Regions from separate parts of the Homo sapiens genome. Here region 1 is linked to region 2. The links are chromatin loops, found by intact Hi-C in ENCODE. Cell type or tissue: GM12878. All regions are shown on one strand.

The links. Hi-C counts contacts between places; a loop is a spot of excess contacts. Peaks named below come from ENCODE experiments on the same cell type or tissue, not always from the same donor. Only the 100,000 strongest peaks of a DNase experiment are listed, where the experiment ranks them.
Region 1: it touches region 2 in a loop (6-fold over the local background); 1 of 110 quality-filtered maps calls a loop at or near these places.

The regions. Positions count from the first base shown.
Region 1 is chr4:84,028,512-84,036,511 of GRCh38, reverse strand. The region is part of intron 7 of LINC02994 (long intergenic non-protein coding RNA 2994); the gene reads left to right. Among named protein-coding and RNA genes, the nearest start is that of LINC02994, 270 kb to the left of the region's middle. In GM12878, no CTCF peak of the experiment used is centred here; a DNase peak (open chromatin) is centred at 3,871.
Region 2 is chr4:84,255,667-84,263,666 of GRCh38, reverse strand. All of the region lies in intron 4 of LINC02994 (long intergenic non-protein coding RNA 2994), which reads left to right. Among named protein-coding and RNA genes, the nearest start is that of LINC02994, 40 kb to the left of the region's middle. In GM12878, a CTCF peak has its summit at 4,228 (motif pointing right); DNase peaks (open chromatin) are centred at 4,258 and 4,616.

The sequences.
Region 1 (8,000 bases), 230 kb after region 2:
CTAATGGGCTATGCCCCTAAAAATAATAAAGAGGTTAATCGTGGACACCTTGATGTGATGTAGGGAGGCCTTCATCACACCAGACTGAAAAAGGTCTCTCTTCACTGTGAATGACAAATCATTTGTTCTGAGAAAAACCATATATAAAGAGTGACAGCAGAAAAAATGGGAATGATTCCCTACTGCACCACCAGGCTGGGATACAGCCTTAAAAATGATCTCTTAAATCTAAAATGGCTAAGTAGGAATCTCAATCTAGAAGTAGGAGAGACCAAAAAGAACACTTACCTAATGCAGCCCTAAGTGCTGCCATTTCTCAGAGGCCAGCTCTCACCATGGTTAAATATGTTCGGAAGAGAGTTATTTATTAAAATGTTGGATTTGAAGGCCTATTGTGACTTTTTCTGACATCGAGATTTTAGGGTTCTTGACTGCAGACAGACACAAGGTGTTGTTCTTCATCTACCATTTGGATGCATGCAAACAGCTAAATTCATGTTTAAATAATCATGGATTAGTCAAATATATTTCTTTTACTTGACTGTTTTTTCCCCAAAATTATTTTGGCACATACGTCCCTCTTGAACATCCAATCTTTTTACTCTTGGAAAACCAGAACCGGGTCACTTTGCATTAATCCTCAACATTGTATTAAGAAGAGCCTTTCTAGGAAGACAGACGGGAGGAGTGTATTCTCAGCTGACTTAGAAACTAATTATAGAAAAATGCAGAGACAGAGTTCTTAGGGACTCAGCGAGAACAAAGCTGAGTTCAGACATGTTTCTGAAAAAGCATATGCATAAATTCCATTTTGTCATAAAGAAAATTCATTCTCCTTTTCACTCAGTGTCTGTAACTCAGATTTAAAATTCATCTTCTTTCAGTAGAGCATTGTTTCAATAAATCCTTTTTTGGTAATAACTCAAGCAAGCAAAAAAGTTTCATTACTCAATAAAAGAGACAAAATGGTGGTGGTGTTTTTGCTGTGACTTTTAAAAAATATGTAGTTTAGAAAATCACTCCAAACTATGCCAATTTGAAGGTTCAGCATTTATTAAGCTTCAAATACATGTAAGTGTTATGCTGAGCAAAGTAATTACAAAGATATATAATACATGTTTTTGGATAAATCTAAAGACTAATAATCAAATGAAAGGCAGGGGCACATTAACAAATAACTATGATTCAAAGCAACTATAACCAGAAATTACTGTGAATTCGATATAAGTCAATAGATAAGGATCATGAGAATATCTATAAAATCTTAGGTTATATCAAAAGTACTGAAAATTTTTAGTATAATTGAAGGGCATGGTTTTGCTCTACTTGGTGGTGGTTAAATCATACCTGTATTATTGGGGTGAGCTCTGATATCACATATTAAGAGGGCTGTAGACAAGCTGGAATACCTTGAAATAAAAATAAAAGGAGGAAACTAACTAAACATGTCCTGAAAAGTAGCTTCAAGAACTGAGGATGGTTAGCCCTGGGAAGTGGGGATAAAGTGGCACAAGCCAGTTATCTCTAAAGAGCTAAAGAGCTATTATGTAAAGAGGGACTAGATTCCACCAAGCAAATCCAGTATCTGTAAATGGAAGGTATATCGGAGAGCTCTGGAGAATATAAGAATTTTCCAGCAATTGAGGCTGTCTTTAATTGGAATGTGCTGCCTCTGGAAAGTGTGAACTGCTTGCTTGGAGAATTGCTAAAGGAAAGGCTGCAAGATTACTCATGGAGGTTGTTGAAAAAGTGGTTCATACAACAGTGAGGCTTCGGCTAAATGGCTCCTTTGAGGTCTCTGAGATTCTAAGTGTTATATTAGAGGAGTAAAAACAGGCAGTGGAAGAAATGAGCATGAAAATGAATGCTGACTGTAATGGTCTGAGAGGCCCTGTACAAGATGTAAGACTTGAACCGAGATTTGAACAGCAGCAAGGATCTCAGGACACAGTATCGAAGAGAGAATGCATTGCAAACACAATTATAAGTAGATGTTATCCTTGGAAAGTGACAATATGGGCCATAGAAACAGTATAGGCTCTGGAGTTCGATCAACCTGCATTTAAGTCCTGGCTAACTTTATTTCTGTAACTGCGTCTTCACCTGTGATTTCAGCTAAGAAATCATACTTTTCCCAGTACCCTATCCTCTTCCTAACTCCAAACCAGTTCAAGGGACATACCCACAGGTCTCATAAATTTCTTAAACTCAAGGTGTCTCCAACCGAAGTGTCTCTTTTTCATTTAAAATCTGCTCCTCTTTTTATATTATCTATCTTAGCAAAATCATTACTGACTACCCAGTTGTCTGGCCAAAATGTGGGAGTCAGCTTAGATTCATTCTTTTCCACTGCTGACCATACCCACTGCCAATTCCTACATCCTGGCCACTCTACTCCTTAATAGATTTAGGTTTTTCCTCCTCCAGGGCCACTACCAGTGCTTTGGTCTTTTATTTACCTACACTCCTAAGTGATCTGTCATACTCATCGCCAATCTTACCTCATACATTTGCTGCTTAATGTGTTCAACAAATTCTTACCATCTCTATCACAAAGTTCAAGTTACTTAGTGTGGCATACAAGGCCCTTCATAGTCAAAGCCCTGTCATTATTCAACACTATTCTACTCTCAACTCCAGCCCTAGTGAACTTATTCCAGCTACCCCATTTCTTCAGGTGTCCAGTCTTTTCGTTATGGACATTCCTGGGCTTTGAAGACTTTTTTTCAGTTATCCACTTGGTTTACTCCTTTGTGAAGGTTCAGTTCTGGTATCATTGCCCCAGAAACCTTCCCTGAGCACATTTTTTTCTTCCCGCCACCACTTTGTCACTTTGTTAAATGTGCCCCGTAGCACTCTGTGCACATCTTCATCATAGCATTAACCACACTCTTCTGTGATTGCTTCCTCTTTCATCTTACACTGGTTGGTGAGCTCCTTGAGGGCAAGAATTGAATATTTTACCACTGTAACCCTGGCACCTGGTAGATACAAAGTAGGTACTTGTGGAATAAGTACCTACTTTTTGTTTTGTTACTATGTATACAATCTTGAACTTAAGTTCTAGGAACTTCACTTTAATAATTTATGAAGCAGAAATTATATTGTTTATTTTATTCTTTTTGTGGGAATAAATGAGAAAATAAATAATAATAATTAGGACTATTTTGTGGCTTGGGGCACAAAGTGCTTGGAAAGTTGTAGCATGTAATAAAGTTGAAGCTAGGGAAGGAAGGATGTCAGACTGAAGATGCTTGGTTGAAATGTGGAGATATGGAAATAGTCCTCCTCGTTATTATTCTTGAAGTTCAATACCCACTCTAGGAGCACAACAGTTCCCAAGAGAATTGGAGATGTCGTCTGTTGACAGCACGTCATGGAGGTTAAGTGTTAGAAAAACCTAGCTTCAAATCCCAGATCTGCATCTTACTAGCTGTGAAATCTTAGGCCAATTATTTAATCTCTCTGAGCCTCAGATTCCTTATCTGTAAAAATGCAGAAATGTACTTACAAGAAGGTTATTAAGATGATAAAGTTAAATTAGATAGCATAAGTAAATTACAGAAGCTATTTGTTGGCACTCAGTAATAACTATAGTAGACACTTAAATGTTATTTACTACATCCCAGGCACTAAATTGTTTACATATATTAACCCATTTCATTGTCACAGCAATCCTATGAAGTAGTTTCGGTCATTAGTTACAATTTACATGTGAGGAAACTGAGGAACAGAGAGGTTAAGGCTCTTGGCCAAGGTGATAGAGCTAGTAAGTGCACCCTAGAAAATGCTGAACAGATGGTGTCTCTAGATATTATTAGTTTTCTCTCATTACTGGTTTCAGGCTGTTGTCAGTGCTGTTGGTAAGTGAATATCGTGACAGATGCTAGACTTCTTGGTTGAAGGGATACGTGTCTCTGGTCAGATGGTCACTGTGGGCAGCTTGGCAGATTTCAATAGTGTGGCTCTTTGTTTTATCTCTAGAAAGTAGAACAACTCTATTTTGAGGTTCCATTATAATCAGTACAAGACTGGTTATTATGAATAGTACTGAGTCATATCAGGATTGCAATGTAAAATAACAACTGCTCTCTTCATCTCTTTTCACTTTTTGTTGTTTAATAATTTTTGTGTCATTAGAATAAATTTATGTAAGTGTTCACCTCCAATTCCTTCTGAAACAAAGTGAAGCATTACTTAATTTGAATCTAAGTTATGTTTACAATATTGACATAAAATTTAACTTATGATAACAGCAGATCCAAATATAAACAACTTGTAAAACAAAAAAGGTTGCACTAAGGTCTCTAGATATAATGAATATAAGTTCATTATTTCTATTTCTTATCTGATTATGTTTGTGCTTTTCTTAGTCTAACTTAAAATGTAATAGTGAACCTAGCTCAGAGCAAGCAAATCAAATTGTGACACTTCCTGAAGCCTAGAGCCTGGAGATTTTATACAGTTAGCCAAGCTCAAAGAACACCCAGGGGTAGGATGACTGCCAGTCCAAAGCTTCGGCCACAGCTTCGTTTTCATCATCATGCTCCCCACTAAGTTCCAGCACCCAGTTCAAGTTTCATTAGTGTCACCTCTAAGATTCGGTCCACCTTGATATGCTGAGGGCTACTACTGAGAGAAAGAAAATCTTAGGATTCACTTACTCAATTTCCTAAAATACATTTCATTTTATAAAATGCCTGCCAAAGTCAACTGATGGCAGATTCTAAAGACATCTTTAGTTTACTACCACGTATTGGACACTCACTAAGTGCTGAACACTCTCTCAGGTGTGGGGACACAAGAGAATGAAGCACAGCTCTTGGAAACTGAGAACTCAAAGTTGAGGAGAGGAGCTCTAAGTAACAGAACAACTGCACAGTCATACAAATTGTTTGAAAGTTGTGGCACATACTGCCCGCAAAAGAGGATGTAAAGATTAGGAGGGCATGGGAGGCCTGGGCTTCTTGTGGTGACTGACAAGGACAGGGATAAAGAGCACGGTGAGAAACAAATCTTGAGTACAGTGGGGCTTCAATAAACATTCGTGGAGTGAAGCAGTCAACAGGGATCTTAAAATTCACAAGCCAAGGGCTGTGAATTACAAGTGATATCTATTAATCATTTGAAGGCATCCAAGTACTGTATTTGGCATATTTGGCAAGCTTTGGACATGGAGGAGAAACAGATCATAGGCACTACTCATCCAGGAATGGAGAGTGGGGGGAGTGGGACATGTACCCCATTGCTGTTACACTCCAAGTGTAAGGGCTGGAAACAAAATTTCATTCCCATCCAAATGGGCCCTTTGGGGCCAGTGAAGATACTAACGCAGTCACTATTTTCACACAAGCCAGTTTCTTCCCACTACCTACCTACACAATCCTTACAAGGCCCTCCCCTGCCCTTGTCTCTTTGTTTAGTTTGCTGTTAAACATCAACTGTACTGTTTAGGACCCTATCTCAATTTCATTAGGAGTTTATTAGCTTCACTTCTGAGTCCTCTTGTCTCATAAATAAAAGCTGGGAAGCAGATTGACAGAGGGAAAAGCTGAGGCATAAAGCCAGGAATACCACTCAGTTCCCTTTGGGACGACTTTCCATCCCCATTCATTCACTCATTCTCTCAAAAAATAAAAAGGATTATGCTTCCAGATAACTTGAGAAAATTGCTGGTGGCTGCTAGTGTGGAGACAAGATGAAGACAACTCAAGAACCAGCCAAGGTGCCCAGCCATGTGGAATCCAAGTGGTGCATAAAGTCATTCAACGTGAAAAGTTGGGCAGCAGGGCCTATGTTCATGGAGAGATTTACCCAGGGAGAACAGCCAAAGAGAGGAGAGATGGCTGAGACCCGCCAGGTTAGGTGTCTGACCTTTTTTTAATTATTATTTTTTATTATACTTTAAGTTCTGGGATACATGTGCAGAATGTTCAGGTTTGTTACACAGGTATACATGTGCCATGGTGGTTTGCTGCACCCATCAACCTGTCATCTACATTAGGTATTTCTCCTAATGCTGTCCCTCCCCCCGCCCCCCACCCCCCGACAGGCCCCAGTGTGTGATGTTCCCCTCCCTGTGTCCATGTGTTCTCATTGTTCAACTCCCACTTATGAGTGAGAATATGTGGTGTTTGGTTTTCTGTTCTTGTGTTAGTTTGCTGAGAATGATGGTTTCCAGCTTCATCCATGTCCCTGCAAAGGTAATCCCTCACAGTTTTGGTGAGTGACTTGTTATATTCAAATTACAATATCTTCATTTCAGTCTTTCAGAGGGGAAAGCCACCAATTGAATCAGAGATCAGAGGAATTATTTTTTTAAAATGTTTTTATTCCAATAGCTTTAGGTGTACAAGTGACTCTTGGTTACATGGATAAATTGTACAGTGGAGAAGTCTAGGATTTTAGTGCACCTGTCACCCGAGTAGTGTACATTATACCCAATATGTAGTTTTTTATCCCTCATCTTCCTTCCACAACCCCTGCTTCCGAGTCTCCAATGTCTGTTATACAACTCTATATGCCTTTATGTACCCATAACTTAACTCCCGCTTATAAGTGAGAACATGCAGTATCTAGTTTTGATTCCTGAGTTGCTTCACTTGGAATAATGGCCTTCTGTTCCATCCAAGTTGCTGCAAAAGATGTTATTTTGTTCTTTACATGGCAGTAGTATTCCATGGTGTATATATACCACACTTTCTTTATCCACTCATCTGTTGATAGGCATTTAGGTTGATTTCATATCTTTGCTATTGTGAATGGTGCTACAGTAAACATACACACGCAGGTATCTTTTTGATATAATGACTTCTTTTCTTTTGAGTAGATACCCAGTAGTGGGATTGTTTAATTGAATGGTAGATCCACTTTCAGCTCTTTGAGAAATCCCTATACTGTTTTCCACAGAGGTTATGCTAAATTACATTCCTACCAGTGGCATATACGTGTTCCCTTTTCACTACATCCATGTCAACACAAAGATCAGAGAAATTTTAAGCCACTGTTCAAGTAAGTTTGCCATGCTGGGAAAGGTGGTAGGTTACTCTCTGGTGGCCAAAAAGCTAGAGAGGGTCAACCCCCTGATCAAGGAACATAAATTATTTGTTTGCTGAATTGATAGTATATGTTTACAATGTGATAGGGGGAGGGGAATCATTTCTCCTTAAAGATTGTTCCAATTCTAATAATAATTATTATTATAAACAAAGGCTATCATATAGTGCAGGAAGTCATCTAAGCACTTTCCAGGTATTAACACACTTAGCCCTCACAAATACCTTATGAGATTGGTACTTTTACTGTCCCCATTTTACAGATGAAGGAATTGAGGCACAGAGAGGTTATGCAATTTTGCAAAGACATGCAGCTGGTAAGAACTGAAACTCTCTATACTTACGCAGTCTGGCTCCAGGGTACGGTCTTTTCATTAATATAATAATTTAGTTCAGTAAGTAAGGCATCCAGCTATCTAAAAAGATTCTGTGTTCACATAGACCTATTATTAAGAAAATCTATGTCATGACATTAGCTCAGAAAAGATAATAAAAGGAGATTCATGTGGGGTTTATTTGCACAGTGAAGGGAATATTGGACTATGAATATGTGATATATGAGTAAATTTATACTCATGATTTTTATTCCACCTGACTACTAGCTGTGGATGCCTTGGTTATGTTCATTTCCTCATCTGTAAAATACAGATAATGTACCTGCCTTGTAGGATTATAAAATTAAATAAATTTTTACAGGCAAATATCTAGAGTACAGTAAATGTAAATAAATGCTATCACTAACAAGTTCAGCTCCTGTGCTAGTGATTTACCTGTTGTCTGCCATTCTCTGCTTACTCTTCTGTTTTCTTCCCAGACATGCCAGGCCTGGAGTCTGCAATCCATATTTCCCAGAGCACCTTGCCTTGGATTGCTGTAGTTAGACTACTGGAGGCACTAGAGGGAGTGTGAAAGGCAGAAGGCGGGGAGAAAGGGCTCCTTCTGCTG
Region 2 (8,000 bases):
TTAGGGCTTTAAGTCATCAGTGAACAGAGCTAATTTTACTTCCTCTTTTCTAATTTGGATGCCTTTTATGTCTTTCTCATGCATGATTACTCTGGCTAGGACTTCTAGTACTATGTTGAATAGGAGTGGTGAGAGTAAAATCCTTATGTTGTTCCAGTTCTTAGAGGGAATGCTTTCAACTCCTTCCTATTCAGTGTAATATTGGCTGTGGGTTTGTCATATATGGCTTTTATTATCTTGAGGTATGTTCTTTCAATATCTAGTTTGTTGAGGGTTTTTATCATGAAGAAAAGTCAGATTTTATCGAGTGTTTTTTCTGTATCTATTGTGATAAGCTTGTGGTTTTTGTTTTTAATTCTGTTAATGTGATTGATATGGTTTGGCTGTGTCCCCACCCAAATCTCATCTTGAATTGTAGTTCTGGCAATCCCCACGTGCCATGGGAGGGATCCAGTAGGAGGTAATTGAATCATGGTGGCAGTTACCACTATGCTGTTCTCATGATAGTGAGTGGGTTCTCATGAGATCTGATGGTTTTATAAAGGGCTTTCCCCCCATTTGCTCTGCACTTGTTTTTTCTGCCGCCATTTGAAGAAAAAAGTGTTTGCTTCCCCTTCCACCATGATTGTAAATTTCCTGTGGCCTCTCCAGCCATGCTGAACTGTGAGTCAATTAAGCCTCTTTGCTTTATATTGCACCCAGTTTCAGATATGTCTGTATTAGCAGCATGATAACTGACTAAAACAGTGATCAATTCCATTTTTTGCAAATGTTGACTTATCCTTGCATTCCTGCAAACCTACTTATCAAGATGGACTGTCTTTTTGATGTGCAATTGGATTAGTTTGCTAGTATTTTGTTCAGGAGTTTCACATCTATATTCATTAGGAATATTGGCCTGCAGTTTTCATTTTTTGTTGTTGTTCTGTCCCTGCCTGATTTTCATATCAGGGTAATACTGGTTTCATACAATGAGTTAGGGAGAAATCCCTCCTCCTCAATCTTTTGTAATAGTTTCATTTAGATTGGTACCAGCTCTTTGTATGTCTGGTAAAATTTGGCTGTGTATTTGTCTAGTCCTGGGTTGAAAGATTTTTTTTAACTGATTCAGTTTTGTTTCTCATTATTGGTCTGTTCAAGATTTCTATTTCTTTCTAGTTCAATCCTGAGAGGTTGTATTAGTCCGTTTTTATGCTGCTGATAAAGGGATACCCAAGACTGGGCAATTTACAAAAGAAAGAGGTTTAATTGGACTTACAGTTCCACGTAGCTGGGGAAGCCTCACAATCATGGTAGAAGGCAAGAAAGACCAAGTCGTGTCTTTCATGGCTAGCAGCAGGCAAAGAGAGAGAGCTTGTGCAGGGGAACTCCTCTTTTTAAAACCATCAGATCTCATGAGACTTATTCACTTTCAAGAGAACAGCATGGGAAAGACTTGCCCCCATGATTCAATGACCTCCCATCAAATCCCTCCCAAGATGAGATTTGGGTGGGGGGGGACACAGCCAAACCATATCAGAGGTTGTATGTTTCAGGAATTTATCCATTTCTTCTAGGTTTTCTAGTTTGTACATATAGAGATGTTCATAGTAATCTCTGATTATCTTTTGAATTTCTATGGTATCAGTAATAAAGTCACCTTTATTATTTCTAATTGTGTTTATTTGAATCTCTTTTTTTTATTAAATTAGCTAGAAGTTATTAAATTTTGTTTACTCTTTCAAAGAGCCAACTTTTCTTTTAATTGATCTTTTGTATCTTTTTTGTTTTGTTTTGATTTATTTTGGTCTCAGTCTCATTTAGTTCTGCTCTGATCTTTTTCTTTTCTTCTGCTAGACTTGAGTTTGGTTTTATTATTGTTTTCTATTTCCTTGAGGTGTGATGTGAAGTTATAATATGAGATCTTTCCATCTTTTTTGATATAGGCATTTTATGCTATAAACTTTCAGCACTGTGTTTACGGTATCCCAGAGATTTTGATATGTTGTTTCTCTATTTACACTCACTTCAAAACATTTCTTAAATTTTTGTCTTATTTCATTGTTTACCCAAATGTGATTCAGAAGCAGGTTATCAGTTTCCATGTAATTACTTACTTTTCAGAGTTCCTCTTGGTATTGATTTCTAATTTTATTCCACTGTGATCTGAGAAGATACTTGATATCATTTTAATTTTTTAAATGTATTGAGACTTGCTTTAGAGCCAAATATTGGTGGATTTTGGAGAATATTTTATATGCAAATGAGAAAAATGTATACTCTGCAATTATTAGGTAGAATGTCCTGTAAATATCTATTAAGTTCATTCGGTCTAGAGTCCAGTTTACATCCAGTTTTCCTTGTTGACTTTCTACCTTGATGATCTGTCTAGTGTTATCAGTGGGGTGTCCCCCACTATTATCGTATTGATATCAGTCTCTTTTCTTTGGTCTAACAGTATTTTTTTTATGGATCTGGGTGCTCTGGTGTTGGGTGCATATATATTTAGGCTAGTGAAATCTTCTTGTTATATTAAACCCTTTGCCAATATATAATGCCCTTTAATGCCATTTTTAAAAAACTATTATTGCTTTAAAGTCTGTTTTATATAAGAATGGCTACTTCTGCTTACTTTGGTTTTCCATTTGTGTGATATATCTTTTTTTTATTTATTTACTTTGAGTCTGAGTCAGCTTTAGCCATTAGGTGGTTCTTTTGTAGGCAACAGATGATTGAGCTTTGTTTTTTAAAGTCTAGTCTATATCTTTTAAGTGGAGCATTTAGGTGATTTATGTTCAAGGTTAACATTGATATATGAGGTTTTGTTTCTGTATAATATTGTTAGCTATTTGCCTTGGAGTCTCAATTGTGTAATTGCTTCACAGGATGGTGAAGCACTTTCTTGATGGTGATTATTGTCCTTTGGTTTCTGTGTTTAGAACTCCTTTGAGCATTTCTTATAGGGTTGGTTTAGTTGTGACAAATTCCCTTAGTGTTTGCTTGTCTGGGAAAGATTTTATTTCTTCATTTATGAAGCTTAGTTTGGCAGGATATAAAATTCTGGACTAGTACTTTTGTTTTTCTTTAAGGAGGCTAAAAACAGGCCCTTGGTCTCTGTTGGCTTGTATGGTTTCTGCTGAGAAGTCTGCTGTTTGTCTGATGGGGTTTCCTATATAAGTAATTTGATGCTTCTCTCTAGCTGCTTTTAAGATCTGTTCTTTCATGTTGACCTTGGATAGTCTGATGACTATATGCCTTGATGATGTTCATCTTGTATAATATCTTCCAAGTGTTCTCTGAATTTTATGTATCTGGATGCCTATTTCTCTAGCAAGACTGAGGAAATTTTCCTGATTTCCTCATATATGTTTCCCAAACTTCTTATTTTTTCTTCTTCCTCTTAAGAATGTCAATAAGTTATAGGTTTTGTTACTTTACATAATCCTATATTTCTTGAAGGTTTTGTTGATCAAAAAAAATTATTTTCTTCTTTGTTTTTGTCTGACTGGATTAATTTGAAAGACCTGTCTTCAAGATCTGAAATCCTTTCTTCTGCTTAGGTCTAGTCTCTTATTAAAGCTTTTAACTGTGTTTTAAAATTCCCTTAGTGAATTTTTCATTTCCAGAAGTTCTGTTTGGTTTTTAAAATATATATCTTTCCTCTCTGTCGTCTCCTGAGTTTTTTTTCTGGTTTCTTTGTTTGGTTTTCCACTTTCTTTTGGATCTCACTGAACTTCCTTAAAATTCATAACTTTAATTCTTTATCTCTCACCTCAAAGTTTTCATTTTGGTTGGCAGCTATTGCTAGAGAGCTCATGTGGTCTTTTAGGAGTGTCTCAACCATCTGTTTCATCATGGTGCTGAAATTCTTGTGCTGGTTTCTTCTTAAATTTAAATTTAAATTCTTAAATTTAAAAATAAATTTAATATTTTAAAATTTATTTTAATTCGGTGGGTTTCTTCTTTCCTCCTTGAGAGTGTGACTATTGCTCATGTTGGGTAGGTTCATTTGGCTTTGCTTCTGTGTGATTTCAAGGGGCCAAGTCTCTGTGTAAATGTCTTAGTTATAGATAGCCTTAGCATAGTGGTTTTCCCAAATGTTAGTTGTTTGTAGGTTGTGGTAGCCTTGTGTGTGTGGTGAGGCTCACTGTCTCCTACAAAGATGAGGAGGTGGAGGTCTTGGGAAATTATCTCATTTCCTTACTTTTGTCAGCAGGAATTATATTGGATTGTGTAGTTCATCCTACAGGCCAGTAGGTGGTGCTTGCAGGCAAGAGACACCTGTGATAATGGCAGTGGAATTTTTACTTGGTCTTTGTTGATGGAGGAAGTACGAGGTGTCCCTGGTGATAGTCAGGGCATGGAGTTCCCAAGGGCCCCATCCTGCACTGTGCTGCCAAGGCACTGGAGGGGGCAAAGCTGGGTGGGGCTGGTTGGACAAGTCTGTGACTAGGTTCTTTGAGGTCAATGCTGACCTTGGTAGGGGTCTAGGAGCAGCTCTCAGGCCACTGGGACAGCCCTCCAGGGATGGCTGGAGCTGCCTCTTCTGTGGCACAGAGCCCACTTAGGGGAAGGCCTGAGGTGACAGATAGAGTTTCAATATGTATTCTGAGGTGGCTCAAATGGTGTGGCATGGATTTGACTCAATCAGCACAGGAAATAAGGTTATCAGTCATGTAGAGTATTTGGAGCATAAAACCACTGGGGTAATTTCTTAGCAACTAAAGAAAGAAAGCCATTGTCAGCATTATACAGTCAAAGTTCTTGACTACCATGTATAGCAGAAGCTCAATGTTTACTGTGAACTGTTAAGTTTTCAATTTTGTCTGTCCATGCCTTCTTACTGTCTACTGAGTTAGATTTAAATCTCAAAACCTGAACTGAGACTCATTAATTAATTTTTCATCATTCCTACTGAAAGTCTCATGAGTGCTCCAGGCATCATTCCAGGTACTGGGTCACTGAGGCAGACAAGTGAAGAACAGACTAGTTAGGGAAATAGACACCAAGCAAATAAAGAGTTAAGGCTCACATTCATCAAGTGCTTACTCTGTGCCTGTCCAGGATCTAGTACTTTTATTAACAAGCACAATCCTCCCCAAAACCCAGGGATGTAGAAAAAACTACTATTCAAATGTTAGAGGGGGAAACTAAGGCATAGAGCCTTGCTCCCAGTGATTATGTTGGAGAGCCAGAATTCCAATTGAAGCAACCTGATCTCAGGATCTGTATTTATAACACCTATACTATTCTTATTCTCTAATAAATAAACAAGAAGAATATCAAATGCCCATACCTTCTCTATTAAAAATAAGATGATGCGATAGAGAGTAGAGTGGGTGGTCAAGGAAAACCCCTGAAGGGTGACATTGAAGTTGATCTCTGAATAACAAGGTACTACATAAAACATTCCAGGTTCTTTATGATTTCTTCCGTGATGGCAGTATATTCTCCAGATTATTTTAAGATACAAATTAGAATAACGGCAATGACATTCTTAAACGATTATTCAACTGTCTTCTACCTCTATTTACTCAGAGAACAAAAAAGGAGATGAGAGGGGAGGGGGAAGCTGTACAGCCTGTATTCTAGCTCTTGGCTTACTCAGCCTTGTTGCAATATGGCCAGAGCCATAGATGACAGTTTAAACAGCTTTTCTAGGCTTGTAGGCAGACTTGCCAATAGTTGATTGTCTTCATAGAATCCCATGGGATGTGAGCTGTGAAGCTCTGGCTGTGAAACTATGGCTTCTCAAATGTTTTTATTCCCTCAGTTGTGTGTATGATTTATGAGGTCATAGCCTCAAGCCTGAACTATCAGCTCCAGTTGTTGGGTTTACCTTGCAGAAAGTAGATGATATGTGTCACTTTTTCATTTATGTGTGCAGAGACTCTTTCATCTGTCTACATTGCACTCTGGGGCTTCTTTCTAGACAGTTGGTTTTTCAAGTGTCAGATAACTTATCTCTGGGCACAGCCTCAAACCCCAGCTTATGATGAACATTTCTAGCTAAGACATCTCTGCCACCACTTTAGGCAGTTTATTGGGGTGGATCGATCGATCGATTGATTGATCAAGCTATCTGTCTATATACCTTCTTTCACTACTACAAATATATTAATGGTTATAATTTTCATATAGGATTATGTGTACTTAAAATATTTTCATGTCATTTAGAAGCCTGAAGTGGAGTCAGAAATAGGAAAACTACGGGTAGGAGTTCTGATGAGTTGAAGACTGTCTACTTAACCCTTTTCTATCTCTGTCTAAAGGTTAGTTCAACGAATGCAGAGTCCAGTGACTATTACTCTCTAAAGAAAACTCCTTAAAATGAGAAATGTTCATACTTCCTGTGGATTCAGTTGCTATTTTTAAAAACAGGCTTTAATTATAAGTACCACATTAAATCAGTCTTATAATGAGTGAGAACTGGTGTTGAAAATGAATTACTCTGAATGATATCAGTCAAGAAAAATCACATTAACATTTCATTATGCGTGAGACATGATAAAATTCTCTATGACTTCAGGAGATATGATTGAAAGGCCATTTCTTCCATAAGGTCTTCATACGATGCCCGGAGGAGAGGTTTCCAAAAAGTTCCCTGCTGGGATCAAAATCTTATTTTATTCCATTTTGTCCCAAGGGCTTTCATTCCTTTTAACCCATAAATTTAAAATTAAAAATTGTATGATTCAGCTTATTATAATGTCTTGCTCTGGGAGAATTAATATAATTTCTCTCTACCTCCTTCTTGCATTATGTTTTAATGTTAAGAAATCTTAAATCATTTCCTATTGTATATACATAAAAACTCTTTAATATACTGAATTACACACTCATTTTAAATATCAAACAGTTGTAGAATTAATCCCAAACCTATTTTACATGGTAATAGGCCACATGTTTTAAATCATTGCACCTCTTTTAATCAGTGCATAGGCTCCCTGAATAATTATATATTGTAATGACACAGGAGGAATATATAGTATTTTCAATGTATTGGTTGTCTAGGATGCCTGTGTGACTTAATTATTAATAAAATATTGTAATAAAATTTAATGTCTCTGGCTATATTTAACCTGTATATTTATTCGAGAAAAATGTTATCCTAGTTGAGTTTTCCTTTAATTTAATAATAAAATAGAAGGCATTTAGTGAGACCAAATTGTTTCAAAGCTTCTTAAATAGTATCCAGAATTTGCCTAAACAATTTCTATGTAATAGCTAATTAGTTCATGTTAAGGAAGCACTATGATAATTCAATTAAGCTACCATCTCTCAACTTGAATACATAGACCTGTAATTCAAGATTGGATGGGGGAGCAATGTGATGTTATCTAGTCATGTTAAAGATATGTGTAGCCTATACCTTCCCAAATTTATTTTCGTATTTATAGCCTAGAGCAGTAATCTACAAACATTTGTCTTCAGTATCTCTTTATACTCTTAAAAATTATTGAGAACCCCAAACAGATCTTGTTTCATGAGTTATAGTTATCATATTAGAATTTAAAGTTGGAAAATTAAAAAGACAGATTTATTTGTTAATTCATTTAGGAATAAGAATGACACATTTGTTACATGTTAACATGATATTTAAAAACAAATATATTTTCCCTAGAAGACAGAAAAGGATGAGTGGCATTGTTTTACCATTTTACAAATCTCTCTGAGGCATGGCTTAACAGCTGGATTCTGATGTCTGCTTCTGCATGCAGTCTGCTGCAATGTGCTTCCTGTAAAGCACATAAAGGAAAGTTAGCTTCACACAGATGTACAGTTGGAAAAGAAAGTATTATTTAATAGCTGTTTCAGATAACTGTGGATATTCTATTTGATACTACATCAAAACTCAACATGTTTTAATTTTTTGAGGCTTAGTTGCAATGTAGAATATGAAACCATATCAGTAAACATTTTAATACTCTGCTGCATTAAAATAAATTGGCCTATCTTGTATTTTGAGGGGTTCTTTAACCCATGCATAATTTTGTAACATCAATAATTAGTCATTTGAA